Linked DNA regions of Homo sapiens: region 1 is linked to region 2. A link is an interaction called in ENCODE POLR2A ChIA-PET data of the cell type or tissue named here. Cell type or tissue: Caco-2. All regions are shown on one strand. Each heading gives the region's core, and the rest is flanking DNA. Links, peaks and the distances in the headings are about the cores only.

Evidence for each region. ChIA-PET counts read pairs that join two places held together with the same protein. Peaks named below come from ENCODE experiments on the same cell type or tissue, not always from the same donor. Only the 100,000 strongest peaks of a DNase experiment are listed, where the experiment ranks them.
Region 1: POLR2A ChIA-PET joins it to region 2 with 16 read pairs; 2 of 35 experiments call an interaction of 5 or more read pairs at or near these places.

The regions. Positions count from the first base shown.
Region 1 is chr12:64,469,910-64,477,909 of GRCh38, forward strand. TBK1 (TANK binding kinase 1) reads left to right here. Exons shown (of 21, transcript NM_013254.4): 6 at 4,321-4,481. Among named protein-coding and RNA genes, the nearest start is that of TBK1, 22 kb to the left of the region's middle. In Caco-2, for the core only: no CTCF peak of the experiment used is centred there; no DNase peak of the experiment used is centred there.
Region 2 is chr12:64,319,372-64,330,164 of GRCh38, forward strand. The region is part of intron 3 of C12orf56 (chromosome 12 open reading frame 56); the gene reads right to left. Among named protein-coding and RNA genes, the nearest start is that of C12orf56, 66 kb to the right of the region's middle. RefSeq lists an enhancer at 151-729. In Caco-2, for the core only: no CTCF peak of the experiment used is centred there; DNase peaks (open chromatin) are centred at 4,280 and 4,660.

The DNA.
Region 1 (8,000 bases), core at 1-8,000, 150 kb after region 2:
ATGAATGCTCAGGACACTACTGTTCCCAGGAGGGCACTGCTTGCCAAGGTTTACTGCTCTAAGAATGTTCTTGGGCTTCAGTCTGGTTCCATCAGGCCCAGAGAAAACAGCAGCTGTAAAGGCCTGGAGACAAGAATGACCTCAGGAGTTGGAGAAACAGAAAAGATGGCAGTTTTACTGGAATTTAGTGAGTAAAGAGGCAAGTGGAAGGACTTAGAATTAAAGAAGTGATCAGGGGGCTAGCCAGATCAGACAGGCTAGTAGTTTAAACCCTGTCAGACCAATACCCCCTTGTTATAATAAATATTTTGTAGTGTTCCCTTCAGTATCTTGAAATGAAATTCCTAGATAATATTATAAACCTGCACACCTAATTAAAATAGCATATCTTAATAATGTAAAGGAACATATTTTATAATAAAATAATAGATATTTAATATGTAAAAATTTAGAAACAGCTTCATGAGCAAACAAGTAGTGATATATGCTTGCAGCTATATGTAATACTACTTTGAATACAAGTGCAGTGATAACTCATGTTGTATTAGTGAATCACATCACAAATGGTAGTATTGTTATTGACATGATTTTCCAAAGTAGTGAACAATTTTTGGTAAAGTTTCTAACTAAAAGTAAATTTAAATATAGTTACATTCTTGGAAAAGCTGTACAAAAATACTTTGTTATATATAAAATGGAGTTCGAAATAGATTTCTCACTTGCACAAGTATCTGGCAGAATATTCCAAAGTCATTCAGGCTATATATAGGAGGATCATTTTTCAGAACTGTCACATACACTGCAGTATGTCCTTCAGTGTCTGGTCTCCGCCTTTTCCAATCATGATAATCACTGTAACAAGCAAACAGCAGTCCTGTACCAGCCTTCATGAGGTTGCTCCCCCAATACCAACTATTAATCTTTCATGTAACCTCCTGGGAACACAGTTTAGCTTTTGCCTCTAAGACTTTTAACAGGAAGAGCAAAACATTAAATAAATTAATTCCAAGTCTGTGCTGTACTCTAGGCTGAAATTTAACCCCATTCTATTTATTTCCTATTTCAGAATGGGAAATATTCAAATACAGTGCACCAGAATGAGATAAATAATAGTCTAAGGCTCAGCAGCCTAGCTATATTCTACATTTAACTGGAAACTTCCCTCGTTTTGAAGCTCCCAGGAACTACAACCCATATGTTAAATTCTCTCTCTTTTGTATGTTAAAGTCCAAAGAAAACATTCTTCTACTGTTTTTTGTTTTTGTTGTTGTTGTTATTGTGACAGAGTCTCAATCTGTTGCCCAGGCTGGAGTGCAGTGGCATAATCTCAGCTCACTCAAGCTCCACCTCCCAGGTTCAGGTGATTCTTATGTGCCAGCCTCCTAGATAGCTGGGGTTACAGGTGCACACCACCACACCTGGCTAATATTTTTGTGTCTATATATATATATGTATACTTTTGAGACAGAGTCTCACTCTGTTGCCCAGGCTGGAGTGTAGTGGTGCCATCCTAGCTCACTGCAACCTCCACCTCCTGGATTCAAGCAATTCTCCTGCCTCAGCTTCCCAAGTAGCTGGGATTACAGGTGTGTGCCACTACACCCAGCTAATTTTTGTATTTTTAGTAGAGATGAGGTTTCACCATGTTGGCCAGGCTAGTCTCAAACTCCTGACCTCAAGCGATCCACCCACCTTGGCCTCCCAAAGTGCTGGGATTACAGGATGTGAGCCACCACACCCTGTCTCTTCTACTGTTTTTAATATGATGGATATCATCTCAGTAATATAATCCTGAAAACCTTGGAGTAGCTTTATCCTTATGCTCTTCTTCCAGATGCAATAGCCCAGGCCCAGTAACACCAAGCCAGTAACACATCAGGACAGAGCCAGTGGGCACAAATGTATCAGACCAGCATGTGTCAAGCCACCCCAAGTTAATCACTCCCAGGGAATAGCTTCCAGCTGTACCAATTAGGCAGTATATTATTGCACCGTGTGAGGAGGTCCGTCTTTGTCTCCTTCTGGAATCACTGTGTCCCCTCTTCCCAGGAGGCTTTATATTCCAGAAGGCATCAGACATATCCAGGTACTTTTGGCCTCTTCATGACACCATTTACACACTAAGTACCAGCTGCTAGGTCAAAGGTTTGGCAATCACTTCTTTGGACAATAATCACTTTATGTGCTGTGCTACAGAACCAGCAAAGCCACTGAGATCCCATATATCTAGTAGGCATATGTTTGGACACTCACGTCAATACCCAGTTCTTATACTTGTCTGCATTCTGATTTCTCATTAAAATGTGTTTCTCAAAAGAGTCTTTTTCCCACCCCCATCTCCAGCACCCCCCCACCACCCCGACCCTCAGAAATCAGAGATTGTGATCCTTTGGGAGTGAGAGTCACAGATTGCATCATTTAGAAGCCCCTCCCAGCAGCATTTCCTACACTGGTTCCCAGTTCCCTGGGCCATAGCTAAATCCTACAATGTCATAAGGAATTGTTTTGGTTTGGGATCATTTAGGTGGTAACTCTACTTTGGTCCATACGTACACTTTTCAAGATTTATCTTCCAAAAATCTTCAAGTTGCAAGTGTATAACTTTCATGAAGGCAGATGGCAGGAGGCCATGCTGTGTGTGACCACTGGTTATTCTCTGCAGAACAAAATGTCCATCAGAATATCTGTTAGGTTTTGTGAGCTCCTAAACAATTTCTTAGAAGCTCCATCTGTTCTCAGTGACTATGGTATTAGTGCAGAGTGTCCAATCTTTTGGCTTCCCTGGGCTACACTGGAAGAATTGTCTTGGGCCACATATAAAATATGATAGATTATCTTGGGCCACACATAAAATAATGATAGCTGATGAGCTATTTTAAAAAAATCACAAAAAACCTCAATGTTTTAAGAAAGTTTATGAATTTGTGTTGGGCCACATTCAAAGCTGTCCTGGGCTACATGTGGCCCACAGGCTGCAGGTTGGACAAGCTTGGTGTAATATGTCCTATGTGTAAGGACGTGTGTTTAATGTCAGTAGATCCCCAGTGAACCCAGTCAAGTTAGTCCTCTGAATTGATTCTAGAGAATTTAATTTCATTAAATTAAATGCACTTACCCTGACAGATTGCATTTGAGGGATAAGGCAAAGAAATTAAGGCTGCCTGATAGGTTTCGGGTGTGAGCAGCTAGATATGTGGTGGTATTGTTTACTTAAAGTTTAGGAGGAAACAAGTTTAAGTGGGAAGACCAAGAGTCAATTTTGGATACGTTAAGTTTGAGCTGCCTTTTAGATATCGAGAGAATAGTAGGATATATGAATCTGAAGCTCAGGGCCCAAGGTAGTTTTGGAAGTTAAAGCATACATATGATATTTAATACATTAGGTCTGAATGGGAGATGAGGGAGTAAGGCAGTTATAATAAGCATGGACAGCTGTACTGAGAAGTTTTGCTGTGGTGGGAAGCAGAGAATTGGGTAATTGTTGAAAGGAGTTTTGTGGTCAATTTAGAGATCTTTTAAAATGGGAGATATTAAAGCATGTTTGTAAGCAGAAAGTAATGAATCAGAACAGAGGGAAACATTGCTGCATTAAATAAGTGGGATAATTACAAGAATTGATTTCTGGAATTGGCAAGATGATATGATAGGCTCTACAGCACAGATGGAAAAGTTGGCCATGTATAGGTGCAGTTCCATTGTGACTGGAAAGTAGGCCTGGAAAATGGACACAGATTGGCCAGGTGCAGTGGCTCATGCCTGTAATCCCAGTACTTTGAAAGGCCAAGGCTCTTAAGGTCCTCAAGGATCACTTGAGATCAGGAGTTCAAGACCAGCCTGGCCAACATGGTGAAACCCTGTCTCTACTAAAAATACAAAAATTAGCTAGGCATCATGGCAAGCACTTGTAGTCCCAGCTACTCAGGAGGCTGATGCAGGAGAATCACTCGAACCCGGGAAGCAGAGGTTGCAGTGAGCCGAGATCAAGCCACTGCACTCCACCCCATCTCAAAAAAAAGAGAAAAAAATAAAACGGACACAGATTCAGGTAGGTTGTATTTGGTAAAGGGCATAAGGGAGTGCTGGTCTGATTCCTTCCATTTCCACATTAAATTATGAAGCAGGGTCATCAAAACTGAGGATCAAAGGAGGTGGTGGAGGTTTGAGGAGGGAGGGGAAGATGTGAAATAGTCTTTTCAGATTGGGAAAGTGAAGTTATTAGGAAAACAAAATAGAATTTCTAAGCATTATTGAGTATCCATTTGTTTGTATAATGAAATGGGTCACAGGTTCATGATTTTTTTCTTTTTTTTTTAATCTTAGCACCCTGATATGTATGAGAGAGCAGTGCTAAGAAAAGATCATCAGAAGAAATATGGAGCAACAGTTGATCTTTGGAGCATTGGGGTAACATTTTACCATGCAGCTACTGGATCACTGCCATTTAGACCCTTTGAAGGGCCTCGTAGGAATAAAGAAGTGATGTAAGTGGTTTCCCGATCTAAAATCAGAGAAGCATTTAAAAAATGATTTCTGTCTTGGTTCATCTTATTGTTAGTGGTTTATGCTAATAAAAATTGATTTAACAATCATTTCTGATATTTTAAGCTACCTGGTTTTTAAAAAGAATGCAGCCTTATAAAAGTTTGCATAATTTTATGTTTAAGATATTTATGTTTAAATATCTTATATACACAGTATAAATGGTATTCAGTCTTTGGCCCATCATTAAAAATGTACTGCTTTCTAGACTTTATTTCAGCACACTGTTTATTTCACTCTGCATACTTGTCAGCACTTTCCTCCCATACAACTGAAAAAAAATACATAGTTCTGTGGAGTATTAGAATCATTACCAGATCTAAAACAAACATCAGTCTTACCCTAAAGTGAACTGATTCCTTTTACCATTTAAAAAATAACATTTTGGGCCAGGCGTGGTGGCTCACGCCTGTAATCCCAGCACTTTGGGAGGCTGAGGGAGGAGGATAGCTTGAGCCTAGGAGTTCCAAGACTAGCCTGAGCAACAGTGAGACCCTGTCTCTATAAAAAAATACAAACATTAGCCAGGGGTGGTGGTATGCTCCCATAGTCCCAGCTACTCAGGAGGCTGAGGTGGTAGGATCACCTGATCCCAGGAGATTGAGGCTGCTGTGAACTGTGATTGCGCCACGGCACTCCAGCCTGGGCGACAGAGTGAGACCCTGTCTCTAAATAAATAAATGAAAGAAAATTAAAAATAACATTTTGGCAGTAATGTAACATTAAACTTTTTTTTCCAGTGTTGCAGATTTGGACCAGACACTTGATATATTTTACTAGTATAATGTATACACATTTATGTATTGTCACAATTTTTTTTTAATTTCCATTTTTATTTTAGATTCAGAGGGTATGTGTGAAGGTTTAGTTAAAAGGGTATGTTGTGTAGTGCTGAGGTTTGGACTTTTGTTGATCCTATCACCCAGATAGTGAACGTGGTACCGAATAAGAAGTGTTCAGCCCTTGTCTCCTTCCCTCCCTACTTTTGGAGTCCTCAGTGTCTGTTGTTTCCATCTTTGTGTCCATCTTTGATGCATTAAATAAGTGGGATAATTACAAGAATTGATTTCTGGGATTGGCGAGACAATATGATGGGCTCCACAGCACAGATGGAAAAGTTGTGAACGCAAGATTTAGCTCTCATTTATAAGTGAGAACATAACAGTATTTGGTTTTTTGTTTCTGCATTAGTTCACTTAGGATAAAGGTCTCCAGCTGCATCCATGTTGCTGCAAAGGATATGATTTCATTCTTTTTTATGGCTGCATAGTATTCTACAGTGTATGTGTACCACATTTTTGTTATCCAGTCTGCCATTGATGGGAACCTAGATTGATTCTATGTGTTTGCTATCGTGAATACTGCTGGGATAAACATACAAGCGCATGTCTTTTTAGGTAGGATGATTTATTTTTCTTTGGTTATATACCCAGCAATGGGATTGCTGGGTCAAATGATAGTTCTATTTTTAGTTATTTGAGAACTCCAAGCTGCTTTTCGTAGGGGCTGAACTAATTTGCATTCCCACCAATAGTGTATAATTATTCCCTTTTCTCCACAACCTCACCAGCATCTGTTACTTTTTTTTATTTTTTTATAGCCATTCTGACTGGCGTGAGATGGTATCTCATTGCAGTTTTGATTTGCATCTCTTTGATGATTAGTGGTTTTTTCATGTTTGTTGGCAGCTTGCGTAGTCTTCTTTTTTTTTTTTTTTTTTTTTTTTTGAGATGGAGTCTCGCTCTGTTGCCCAGGCTGGAGTGCAGTGGTGCGATCTCAGCTCACTGCAAGCTCCGCCTCCCTGGTTCACGCTATTCTCCTGCCTCAGCCTCCCGAGTAGCTGAGACTACAGGCACGTGCCACCACACCCGGCTAATTTTTTGTATTTTTTAGTAGAGACGGGGTTTCACCATGTTAGCCAGGATGGTCTCGATCTCCTGACCTCGTGATCCACCCGCCTCGGCCTCCCAGAGTGCTAGGATCACAAGTGTGAGCCACCACACCCGGCGCATAGTCTTCTTTTGAGGAGAGTGTATTCATGTCCTTTGCTCACTTTTTAATGGGAATGTTTGTTTTTTTCTTGTTGATTCGTTTAAGTTCCTTATAGATTCTGGATGTTAGTCCTTTGTCAAATGCATAGTTTACAAATAATTTCTCCCATTCTATAGGTTGTCTGTTTATTCTGTTGAGAGTTCTTTTTGCTGTGCCAAAGCTCTTTAGTTTAATTAAGTCTCCTTTGTCTATTTTTTATTTTGTTGCATTTGATTTTGGGGTATTCATCCTGAATTATTTGCCTAAGACAATGTATAGAAGAGTATGTCCTATATTTTCTTCTAGAATTTTTGTAGTTTGAGGTCTTACATTTAAGTCTTTAATTCATCTTGAGTTAATTTTTGTATATGGTAAGAGGTAGGGGTCTAGTTTTATTCTGCATATGGTTAGCTAGTTTTCCCAGCACCATTTTTCGAATAGGGTATCCTTTCCCCCATTGTTTATTTTTGTCAACTTTGTCAAAGATATGTTGGTTGTAGATGTATGGCTTTATTTTAGGAGTCTCTATTCTGTTCCATCAGTCTGTGTATCTGTTTTTGTACCAGTACCATGCTGTTTTGGTTACCGTAGCTCTGCAGTATAGTTTGAAGTCAGGTAATATGATGCCTTCAGCTTTGTTCTTTTTGCTTAAGATTGCCTTGGCTATTCAGGCTCTGTTTTTGTTCCATATGAATTTAGAATAGTTTTTTCTAATTCTGTGAAAAATAACTGATAATTTGATAAGAATAGCATTGATTCTGTAGATTGCTCTGCGCAGTATGGATATTTTAATGATATTGATTCTTCCAACCCATGCGCATGGAATGCTTTTCCATTTGTTGTGTCATTTATGATTTCTTTCAGCGGTGTTAGTTCTTGTAGTCATCTTTCAACTCCTCAGTTAAGTGTATTCCTAGGTATTTTTGTGTCTGTGTGTGGCTATGGTAAATGGGATTGCGTTCTTGATAAAGTCTCAGCTTTGTCCGTGTATAGAAATGCTACTGATTGTTCTACATTTATTTTGTGTCCTGAGATTTGGCTGAAATTATTTATCAGGTCTAGGAGTCTTTTGGCAAAATCTTTAGGGTTTTCTAGGTTTAGAATCATACTGTCAGTGAAGAGAGATAATTTGACTACCTGTTTTCCTATTTGAATGCCTTTTATTTTTGTCTTACCTGATTGCTCTGGCTGAGACTTCTAGTACTATGTTGAATAGGAGTGGTGAGAGTGGGCATCCTTGTCTTGTCTCAGTTCTTAAGGGGAATTGCCCATTCAGAATGATGTTGGCTATTGGTTTGTCATAGATGGCTCTTATTATTTTGAGATATGTTCCTTCTGTGCCTAGTTTGTTGAGATGTATTGCCATAATTATTATGAAATAATTACTGTGTATAAAGTCATTTTTTGTAAGCCAAGGAAGAGATGGATTT
Region 2 (10,793 bases), core at 1,403-9,402:
AATAAGGATATGAAGAGAGGGGTTTTGTTTGTTTGTTTGTTTGAGACCGGGTCTCACTCTGTCACCCAGGTTGGAGTACAGTGGTGCCATCTGGGCTGTCTGTAACCTCCACCTCCCAGGCTCAAGTGATCCTCCCACCTCAGCCTCCTGAGTAGCTGGGACTACAGGCATGTGCCACTATGCCCAGCTAATTTTTGTATTTTTTTGTAGTGATGGTGAGACACAGGACTAGCTGGATTCCCTAGGCCGACTAAGAATCCCTAAGCCTAGCTGGGAAGGTGACCACTTCCACCTTTAAACACGGGGCTTGCAACTTAGCTCACACCCAACCAATCAGTAGTAAAGAGAGCTCATTAAAATGCTAATTAGGCAAAAACAGGAGGTAAAGAAATAGCCAGTCATCTATCGCCTGAGAGCACAGTGGGAGGGACAATGATCGGGATATAAACCCAGGCATTTGAGCCAGCAACAGCTACACTCTTTGGGTCCCCTCCCTTTTATGGGAGCTCTGTTTTCACTCTATTAAATCTTGCAACTGCACTGTCTTTTTGTCTGTTTGTTACGGCTCGAGCTGAGCTTTCGCTCCCCGTCCACCACTCCTGTTTGCCGCCTTGGCAGACCCGCCACTGACTTCCATCCCTCCGGATCCGGCAGGGTGTCCGCTGTGCTCCTGATCCAGTGAGACGCCCAGTGCCGCTCCCGAACGGGCTAAAGGCTTGCCATTGTTCCTGCACAGCTAAGTGCCCGGGTTCGTCCTAATGGAGCTGAACACTAGTTACTGGGTTACGCGGTTCTCTTCCGTGACCCACGGCTTCTAATAGAGCTATAACACTCACCACATAGCCCAAGATTCCATTCCTTGGAATCCATGAGGCCAAGAACCCCAGGTCAGAGAACACAAGGCTTGCCACCATCTTGGAAGCGGCCTGCCTTCATCTTGGGAGCTCTGGGAGCAAGGACACCCCGGTAACAATGGGAACTCACTATGTTGCCCAGGCTGGTCTCAAACTCCTGGGCTCAAATGATCTGCCCACCTCTGCCTCCACCTCCCAAAGTGCTGGGATTACAGGCCTGTGCCATTGTGCCTGGCCTGAGATTTTTTAAATGATGTTTTCTTTAATTCCCCTCCTGCTAATACTCTTCTGATTTTCCCAATAGCATCAGCACTTTTTTCAGAATCAATGCTGTGTCCTTTACTTTCCCTATTCTCTCCAGCTCACCATGACCTTTCTTTACTTTGCTGCACAAGAAAACAAGTTGGAGAAACTAAGAAGTTGCAGAGTATGGTGAGACCTAAATTCCAATCCTGGCTCTGCCACTTAATGGTTATGTGACCTTTGTTAAACAAAGTTGATGAGAGGCCATTGTTTTCAACTAGCCTCCTGCATGAGGCCCCAGCAGAACGGACCAAAACAGAAGGGAGTCCCTTGTGCTTAGTACCAGTAATCAAACTGAACTTGGAAACTGACCAGTTTTCCAGAAGAACAGATTCCACTCAACCTCAGTCAATAATGAAGTAGTGTCCTCTGTTTTAACCCTATAAGAACAGTAACTTTGAAACAAGCAATCCAATTTGTGCCTCATTTCAGCTTACTTCAGCCTTTCTCTGCCTATAAAGTCAACCTCCTCTGCTCAGCTTTTCAGACCACTTCTCCCACTTCTAGAATCACAAATAAAACTAAATCTATGCTTATTTTGTCTTTTGACATCTTAGTGGACCTAGGACTTCATTTCCTAATTTTAAAATAGAAACAATAATAGTACCCATCTCATAAGGTTTATGTGAGGATACATGCAATGAGTTTGCAAAACTGGAAACAATATGTGCAAGCTATTACTATTACCCTATATTGCCTTCAGTTGATGGTTTATCTTTTTTTTTATTTCAATAATTTTGAGGGGAAGTTTATCCTTTTACATTAAGTTATCTTCTCTCTCCCATAAGATTAGAACCTCCACGATAGTGGAAAACTACTTTGTTTTGTAGAGATGGGGGTCTCACTACATTGCCCAGGCTGGTCTTAAACTCCTGCCCTCAAGTGATCCTCCTGCCTCAGTCTCCCAAATTGCTGGGGTTACAGGCATGAGCCACTGTTCCCAGCTTGAAATCTCTCTTTTATTTTTACAAACTTAAAAATTTTTTGTAGAGATGGGGTCTCACTATGTTGCCAGGGCTGGTCTCAAACTCCTGGGTTCAAGCAATCCACCTGTCTCCGCCTCCCAAAGTGCTGGGATTACAGGTGTGAGCCACTGCACCCTGCCCCAGCCTACAATTTCTTAAGTGGAATGTTTAACTCATTTATTTTTTTAAACTCTCTTATTTCTTGGTGAATACAGTAAAAGCTGTAAATACAGCTTTAGAGCAGACCTCTAAAGTCTGCTTTAGCTCAGTTGCATGCACTTTGGTATGTATTGGCATTAAGTTCTAAGTATCTTTTAATTTCCTTTATTATTTTCAGCAGTTTGATCATGATGTGTTTGGATGTGGAATTTTTTTGAGTTTATCTTTTTGGGGGTTCACTGAGATTCTTGAACCTGTAAGTGTATATCTTTTACCAAATTTGGAGAATTTTCTGTCATTATTCCTCCAAATACTTTTTCTTTTCATTAATTTTTTTTTACATTTATTTAATTTATTATTATTATTATTATTTTTAGAGACAGAGTCTCACTATGTTACCCATGCTGGTTTTGAACTCCTGGGCTCAAGCGATCCTCTAGCCTAGGCCTCCCAAAGTGCTAGGATTACAGGCATGAGCCATTGTGCCTGGCTATTTTTCTGCACTATACTTTTTCTCCTCTCCTTCTAAGACTCTGAAGACATGAATACTAGATCTTTTTATACTGCCACACAGTACCCTGAGATTCTGTTTGTCTTTTCCTTCAATCTTTATTCTCTTTTGTTCGGACTAGATAATTTCTATTCATCTATCTTCAAATTCAGTGACTTTCCTCTGTCATCTCCATTCCAGCTATTGAGCCATTCAGTGAATTTTTAAAATTTCAGTTATTATAGTATGTTTTTCATTCTAAACTTTCCATTTGGTCCCTTTTTTATGTCTTCTATTTCTTGCTGAGACTTTCTGTCTTTCCATTTGCTTCAAAGGGGTTCATACTTACTTCTTAGAGCATGGTTATAACAGTTGCCTTAAAGTCTTTGGTTGAGCCAGGCATGGTGGCTCATGCCTGTAATCCCAGCACTTTGGGAGGCCGAGGTGGAAGGATCACTTGAGGCCCAGGAGTTCAAGACCAACCTGGCCAATATAGCGAGGCCCCATTTCTGATAACAACATCCTTCTTGTGGCCTGCAGCTTCTCATCATTAGGCCCAAAACATGGCACCTAGGAGGTGTTTCAAATCTCTGTACATGATAACATCCTTTAGTCCTCTACTTAGTGTTTTCTATCCCACCCTGCCTTTTGTTTAGGCTTCTAACTCAAATGTTTAATTATGGAGATGACAGTGCTAAAAAACTATGGGACAGTAGACCCAGCTCCCTCTTCACCCTCCTTTTTTTGGAAACTACTCCTCTCCTCTACAAACAGAGCACACAGAAGCTGCCATGTTTTTAAAGACCCTGATTTGTCGGCTGTGGTGAATATTTTTCAGCAGTGTGTCATTTATTCAAGCTGGGCAATCAGAGACTTTCTTCAGGATTTAAAAATTCAATACAAGTAAGTGTGTGAGTTAGCCTTTGTCTGGTGGTGGAAGCTGTAAAATGTGAATTTAAGACAGTCAGTGACTCGTGTGCTGCCCCATGGAGGATGTGGTGTTCAGGGAGAGAAGATGCAATTGACACACAAACATCAGAGAAGGAGACAGGGACTGAGTCCTGGGACACTCAAGCCCCCAGTTCCAGCTGTGTCTAAATTCCGTTCTTACCATTCCTACGTTCCCAGGATTCCATTTCTAAGCTTTACTGAGTTTGCTCACCATTGTATTCATACATTTAAAATAGAACACAGAGCCCAGCAATTCGAATATGCCAGATTAGACTGACAGAGAGATCTCTGTCTGTATCTATATCTTTATATATTTCCATTTCTAAATATATCTGTTGAATGAATACTGAATTTCATGAGTTGACGCAGTAATTCCAATAAATTCCCTTTTTAAACCTAAAATGCATTTCTGTCACTTTTAACAGAGTTTTAACCTCCACAGTAACCTAAAACAACTACTGCAAACATTTCCTTTTTTTTTTTTTGCCAAGACAGGGTCTTACTCTGTCACCCAGGCTGGAATGCAGTGGTGTGAGTAGCTTGGACTAGAGGGACATGCCACAAGCCCAGCTAATTTTTGCTTTTTTGTTTGTTTGTTTAAGAGATGGGGTTTCACCATGTTGCCCAGGCCGGTCTTAAACTCCTGGGCTCAAACAATCTACCCACCTTGGCCTCCCAAAGTGCTGGTATTACAGGCGTGAGCCATCATGCCCAGCTGCAAACATTAACTAAAAACCTCTTTTATTTTTCTAAATTGGAGGAAAACAATGGAACTCTCAAAGTATCCCAGAAATGTGGGGAATTACATGCTGAAATGAAGACTTGACTATGGGAGCATGTGGATGCCTATTCCTAGAACTGCCCCTCCTTCAATCCTTCCAATTACAAAGACCATGTTAAGAATTTCACTCAGTGCCCTGCTACAAGGCAGAGCCCTCCCCGCAGAAGCTCATAAGTCACATTCTTCAGGGCAATAATGGAAATACATAAACTCTGTCCAAACATGGTTTATTATTACATGGATTTAGAGCAAATCACACTCCCACAAGCCAATATTATGCAAGCCAGGCTAGGTTGTAAAGAATATGATTATTCATTCAACAAATATTAAGCACCTAGTATGTACCAAGCACTGGGCCAACACTAGAAATATATCAGTGCACAAGAATATCTAGGTCCCAGCTCTCATGGAGCTTGCATTCTAGTGGGAAGACAGACAATAAGCAATGAACATGTAGTTATAACTTACAAAAGTGCAATTGAAATCAACAAAGCAGTCTGATAAAGAAAACTTGTGTGTGTTTGTTGACGGGTGGCATACTTCAAACTAGGTGATCAAGCAAGAACTCTCTGGGATGAGGACATTTAAGCTAAGATCTGAAGGATGAGAAAGAGTGAGCCATGTGAAAAGCAATGTTAAGAGGGGTAAGAAGTTCAAAGGTCTGAGCTGGAAAGAGTTTGCAGTGCTCCAACTATTGAGATGAACAAGAGAAGTAAGAGGTGAAGCTGGAGCGGTAGGCAACGGCCAGTTCTTGCTGGGATGTCTAGACGTGGTAAAAGGTTTATCTGCTGTGCAATGGAATACCACTGAAAGGTTTTAAGCAAGAAAGGGACATTTGGAAAGTATCATTTTGGCTTTAAGGTGGATAATGGATTCAGGCAGAGGCAGACAGGTACTGAGAATGGAGGTGGAGAGTGTAGTAGAGGTGTTGCAGAAGTGATGAGAGGTGATAGTGGAGTTTTGGCAGTGGAGATAGAAGTTGATGGGTGAGTTAGAGACATATTATGAACTCAGGAGTTCCAATAATCCAGGGGAAGATTGATGTCATTGTAGATTATTTAGGCCAGCAATTCTCAAACCTTGGTAGCTAGCTAACAGAATCATCTAGGTAGCTACCAAAAACAGACAACTGAACACTGTCCCTAAAGCTGAGGATTCCATAGCCTGGAGTAGAGCCTAGGAGTCTGTACTCTCCACGAGCCCTTGGGAGATTCTTATACATGACCAAGATTGAAATAAACATGGACTTTTGCCATTATTCCAGGTCAGCTTTATTTCCACACCCCAGAAGATCTAGGCTAAGTCCTCACATTGCCCAGTCAGCATGTGTTAAGAGTGTAGACTAATCTCAAAGCAGTAACACCACATTAAGCAGCAGCAGTGGAGCTGGGCATGCCTGTAATCCCAGCTACCTAGGAGGTCGAGGCTTTAGTGAGCCATAATCACACCACTGTACTTGGCCCAGGCAGCAGAGCAAGACCCTGTCTAAAAAAAAAAAAAGAAGAAGAAGAAGAAGAAAAGAAGCAGCAGCAATGAGTGTCCCAGATTCTAACTTTCTGATAAGTAAATTCAAGCCCCTACAGTCTATTTAACTTTACACCGAAGGACTACTGGGGGAAAATGAGATCTCATATTCAATTGACTTCTCTAAAAGTGTGTGGTTTTATCTTTTTGTAAAAGGCAGAATAGTACACATACATGAATCTTTGATAATCTAGGTCCTTCTGAGCTTCGGGATTATCTTCATTAATATAGTGTGGAACTGAAATTGATGAGTTGGCCTGAAACAGCAGGCTCCCAAAGGCAGAAGCCAAAAGAAGGGGAGACTTGAGTACCCCACCTCCCTAGCATCTCCAATAGTCTTCCCCTGAGTGAGCCACCACAAATAAATATCTATGCCACATAAAAACAATGTATCTGTGCCTGCTAAGGAAAAAAGAGTTTCAATCTACCCCACATAAACATACAGTCTAGGTAAATGAATTCCCTAATCTCCCCTATTGCTGCCCCAAAGATCTTTTTTATAGAAATTCCAGGACCATCACTGACTCCAGGAAGGATCTAACACCAGTCCAAATCCTCTTCTATATATATGGGTATAAACCTAAAATTCTACTAGTTTTTTTCTGCCTCTAGCCAAGATGGAGTAATAGGGACCATATATACCCTTCTACCTGAAACAACCAAAAATTGGACAAAATATATGCAAAAATAGATTTCAAGACACTAGACACCAGGCAATAAAAGACAATGAGCCCTGGTAGATGGGAAATAATCAAGGTGAGACCTAATGATTGTCCCAGTTTACTGCCTTGAAAAAGTCTCCAGGGCACAGGGTAGAGAGGAGGGGGGTGGTACATACTGATTGTGGTAATGGTTTCATGGGGAGATATATATGATAAAACATACATGCACAGTTTATTGTGTGTCAATCATACCTCAGTAAAGCTGTTACAACAAAATTCTACAAATAGAACTTCTTTCCTGGAGCTGCTGGCTTTCATGCCTGCTAAAATGGAAATCCCACCAAAGGAATAACCATTTTAAATCTGTATTATTAAATTATCACAATGTTCTGGGCACAGTGGCTCACGCCTATAATCCCAGTACTTGGGACCACCGCCAGCCGAGGTGAGTGGATTACAAGACTGGGAGTTCGAGACCAGCCTGACAAACATGGTGAAACCCCGTCCCTACTAAAAATACAAAAAAATTAGCTGGGTGTGGTGGCGGGTACCTGCAATCTCAGTTACTCAGGAGGCTAAGGCAGAAGAATCGCTTAGGGAACCCAGGAGGCGGAGGTTGCAGTGAGCCAAGATTGAGCCACTGCACTCCAGCCTGGGCGACGGAGCTAGACTCTGTCTCAAAAAAAAAAAAAGAAAGAAAGAAATTGTCACAATGTGGTATCAGTAAAAACCCAAACATAAAATTTAGAGGAAGAACAAGGATACTTGCTAGGTGGTATGGTTTGAATATTTGTCCCCTCCAAAACTTACATTGAAATTTAATCCCCAGTATGGCAGTATTGAGTGGTGAGACCTTTAAGAGGTGACTGGGTAGTGAGGGCTCTGCCCTCATAAATGGATTAATCAATTCATGGATAAGTGGGTTAATATGTTAATGTGTTATCATGGGAATGGAACTGGCTTTATAAGAAGAGGAAGACAGACTTGAGCTTGCATGCCCAGTGCTCTTGCCATGTGATGTCCTGCACAGCCTAGGAACTCCGCTGAGTGTCCCCACCAGCAAGAACGCTCTCAGCAGATACAACTCCTTGACCTTGGCCTTCTCAGCCTCCATAACTATAAGAAATACATTTTTTTCCTTATAAATTAGCCAGTTTCAGGTATTCTGTGATATGCAACAGAAAACAGACTGAGATACCAGGGAAGGCTAGAGAGAGGACAGCACAGAGAAGGGAGAAAGAGCACAGAATGGGAGAAATGGAAACAAATCTTGACCATTTGACAAGTGTGTTGAGAGCTGGAAGTAGCCAGGATAGTTCCATGAAAATGCATGGTAACCATGGCTCATATTTACCTATGTAACAAATCTGCACGTCCTGCATATGTATCTCAGAACTAAACATAAATAAAATAAAATTTTTAAAAAAGAAAATGTGTAGTGGTGTTTCTTAGTTGCCACAATAAATGGGGAGCATTATTGGCACTTAGTGGACAAAAGCCAGGGAAGATGAAGTTTCACAATGTGTGGCCCCATTCTGCACAAGTACAAATGGTACCACACAAATGCCAGTAGCACCCCTTGAGAAATCTGGTGAAAGGAATTTAGCTACACAGGCTGTTGGTTCCTTCTCCAATGCCAGCATTTTAAAGGGGTCTCAATGCGCATTTTAAGCTATGGTTTGCCATGCTAAATAGAACACATTAGACAATTCTGTCTTAGTTTTTTTGATGTTTGGCTTCAAATGTAATCAAAACCTCCAAAGCCTTGAGAACTCTGACAGGAACACATGAACTCCTTAACCTTGAACTTACTTAAGCACCTTTAAGAATATTAGGTACTGCAGCCATTGTCCAACAATTTTCTTATCCAGAATAATTGGCCTTAAGGTTAAAATTCTACAAAGCAAGTTGGTAATGTGTTTAGGAAAAATAAACTTCCTAAGCCATTTTTTTTTTGGCAAGAAAGAAAGTTATAATAATAATGAAATTTAGGTTTGGAAGAGACCTCATAGGTCCTCTTGTTCAAACTGTGAGAGAGGGTGAGAATGACAGAAAGTGCAGTGAGAAAAGGCCCCTCCCCAGCAAGCTAAGCAACACAGCATGGGCCACCATGGGTTTGTGAATATCCCCAGTTAGGATTTCACTTTTTCCGAACAGCATTTTGCAATGCTTTTCTAATCTGGATATTTCCCCTTGCTATGACCTGTCTTTCTAGGATCCAATTCATATTAATTTTCCCTATGCCTCTATATCCCTTGAGTGGCAGCTCCCAGAATCCTACACTCCCCTCTTCCTTCTAATATCTAAATAGAGAAAGTGTGTAACAGTATCACACTTTGGCCAGGCACAGTGGCTCATGCCTGTAATCCAAGCACTTTGGGAGGCCGAGGCAGACAAATCATGAGGTCAGGAGTTCGAGACCTGCCTGGCCAACATGGTGAAACTCCATCTCTACTTAAAATACAAAAAATTAGCTGGACATGGTGGCGGGCGCCTGTAATCCCAGCTACTCGGGAGGCTGAGGCAGGAGAATCACTTGAACCCAGCAGGCGGAGGTTGCAGTGAGCCAAAATCGAGCCACTGCACTCCAGCCTGGGCGACAGTGCAAGACTCCATCTCAAAAAAAAAAAAAAAAAAAAAAAAAAAATATATATATATATATATATATATATATATAGTATCACACTTTAACTTATGCAACTTAAGAAACAACTTTTTTTTTTGTCCAGGTGCAGTGGCTCACGACTGTAATCCCAACACTGGGAGGCTGAGGTGAGCAGATCACTTGAGGTCAAGAGTTTGAGATCAGCCCGGTCAACATGGCAAAACCCCATCTCTACTAAAAATACAAAAAATTAGACAGGCGTGGTGGTGGGCACCTGTGATCCCAGCTACTCAGGAAGCTGAAGCAGGAAAGTCGCTTGAACCTGGGAGGCAGAGGTTGCAGTGAGCAGAGATCACACCACTGCACCCCAGCCTGGGTGACAGAGCGAGACTCAGTCTCAAAAAAAAAAAAGAAACTCCTTTTTCTCCTTTTTAAATTTACCCAGACTTCTTTCCCACCTTCCAGACTGAAATTTCAACTGTCAGATGAACTTATACACCAGATAAGCCCACTAGAACCTCAAGCTTAACCTATTTAAACCAGTACTTGAGCGTGATCCCTTCTGACATCCTTATTTGTTTGAAGGGCATCGCTATTCAGTCACCCCAGCTGGAAACCACGTAGTTTCTCTTTCCAGCTCTCCTATTTCAATTAAATGTTAGTATTGTGGATTCTGCCTATGAAATATCTCTTCCATCCGTCCCTTTTTCTTTATTTTTGCTATCACTACCCCAGTTCACATTCTAATGACTTTCCACCAATCTCAGGTCTTTCCCTACTTCAATCCATTTTAAGCACAATCGTCGGATTATTTTTCTGTAGTAATGGTTTATTTATTTATTTATTTATTTATTTATTTATTTATTTTTTATTATTACACTTTAAGTTTTAGGGTACATGTGCACATTGTGCAGGTTAGTTACATATGTATACATGTGCCATGCTGGTGCGCTGCACCCACTAACTCGTCATCTAGCATTAGGTATATCTCCCAATGCTATCCCTCCCCCCTCCCCCCACCCCACAACAGTCCCCAGAGTGTGATGTTCCCCTTCCTGTGTCCATGTGATCTCATTGTTCAATTCCCACCTATGAGTGAGAATATGCCGTGTTTGGTTTTTTGTTCTTGTGATAGTTTACTGAGAATGATGATTTCCAATTTCATCCATGTCCCTATAAAGGACATGAACTCATCATTTTTTATGGCTGCATAGTATTCCATGGTGTATATGTGCCACATTTTCTTAATCCAGTCTATCATTGTTGGACATTTGGGTTGGTTCCAAGTCTTTGCTATCGTGAATAATGCTGCAATAAACATACGTGTGCATGTGTCTTTATAGCAACATGATTTGTAGTCCTTTGGGTATATACCCAGTAATGGGATGGCTGGGTCAAATGGTATTTCCAGTTCTAGATCCCTGAGGACTCGCCACACTGACTTCCACAATGGTTGAACTAGTTTACGTTCCACCAACAGTGTAAAAGTGTTCCTATTT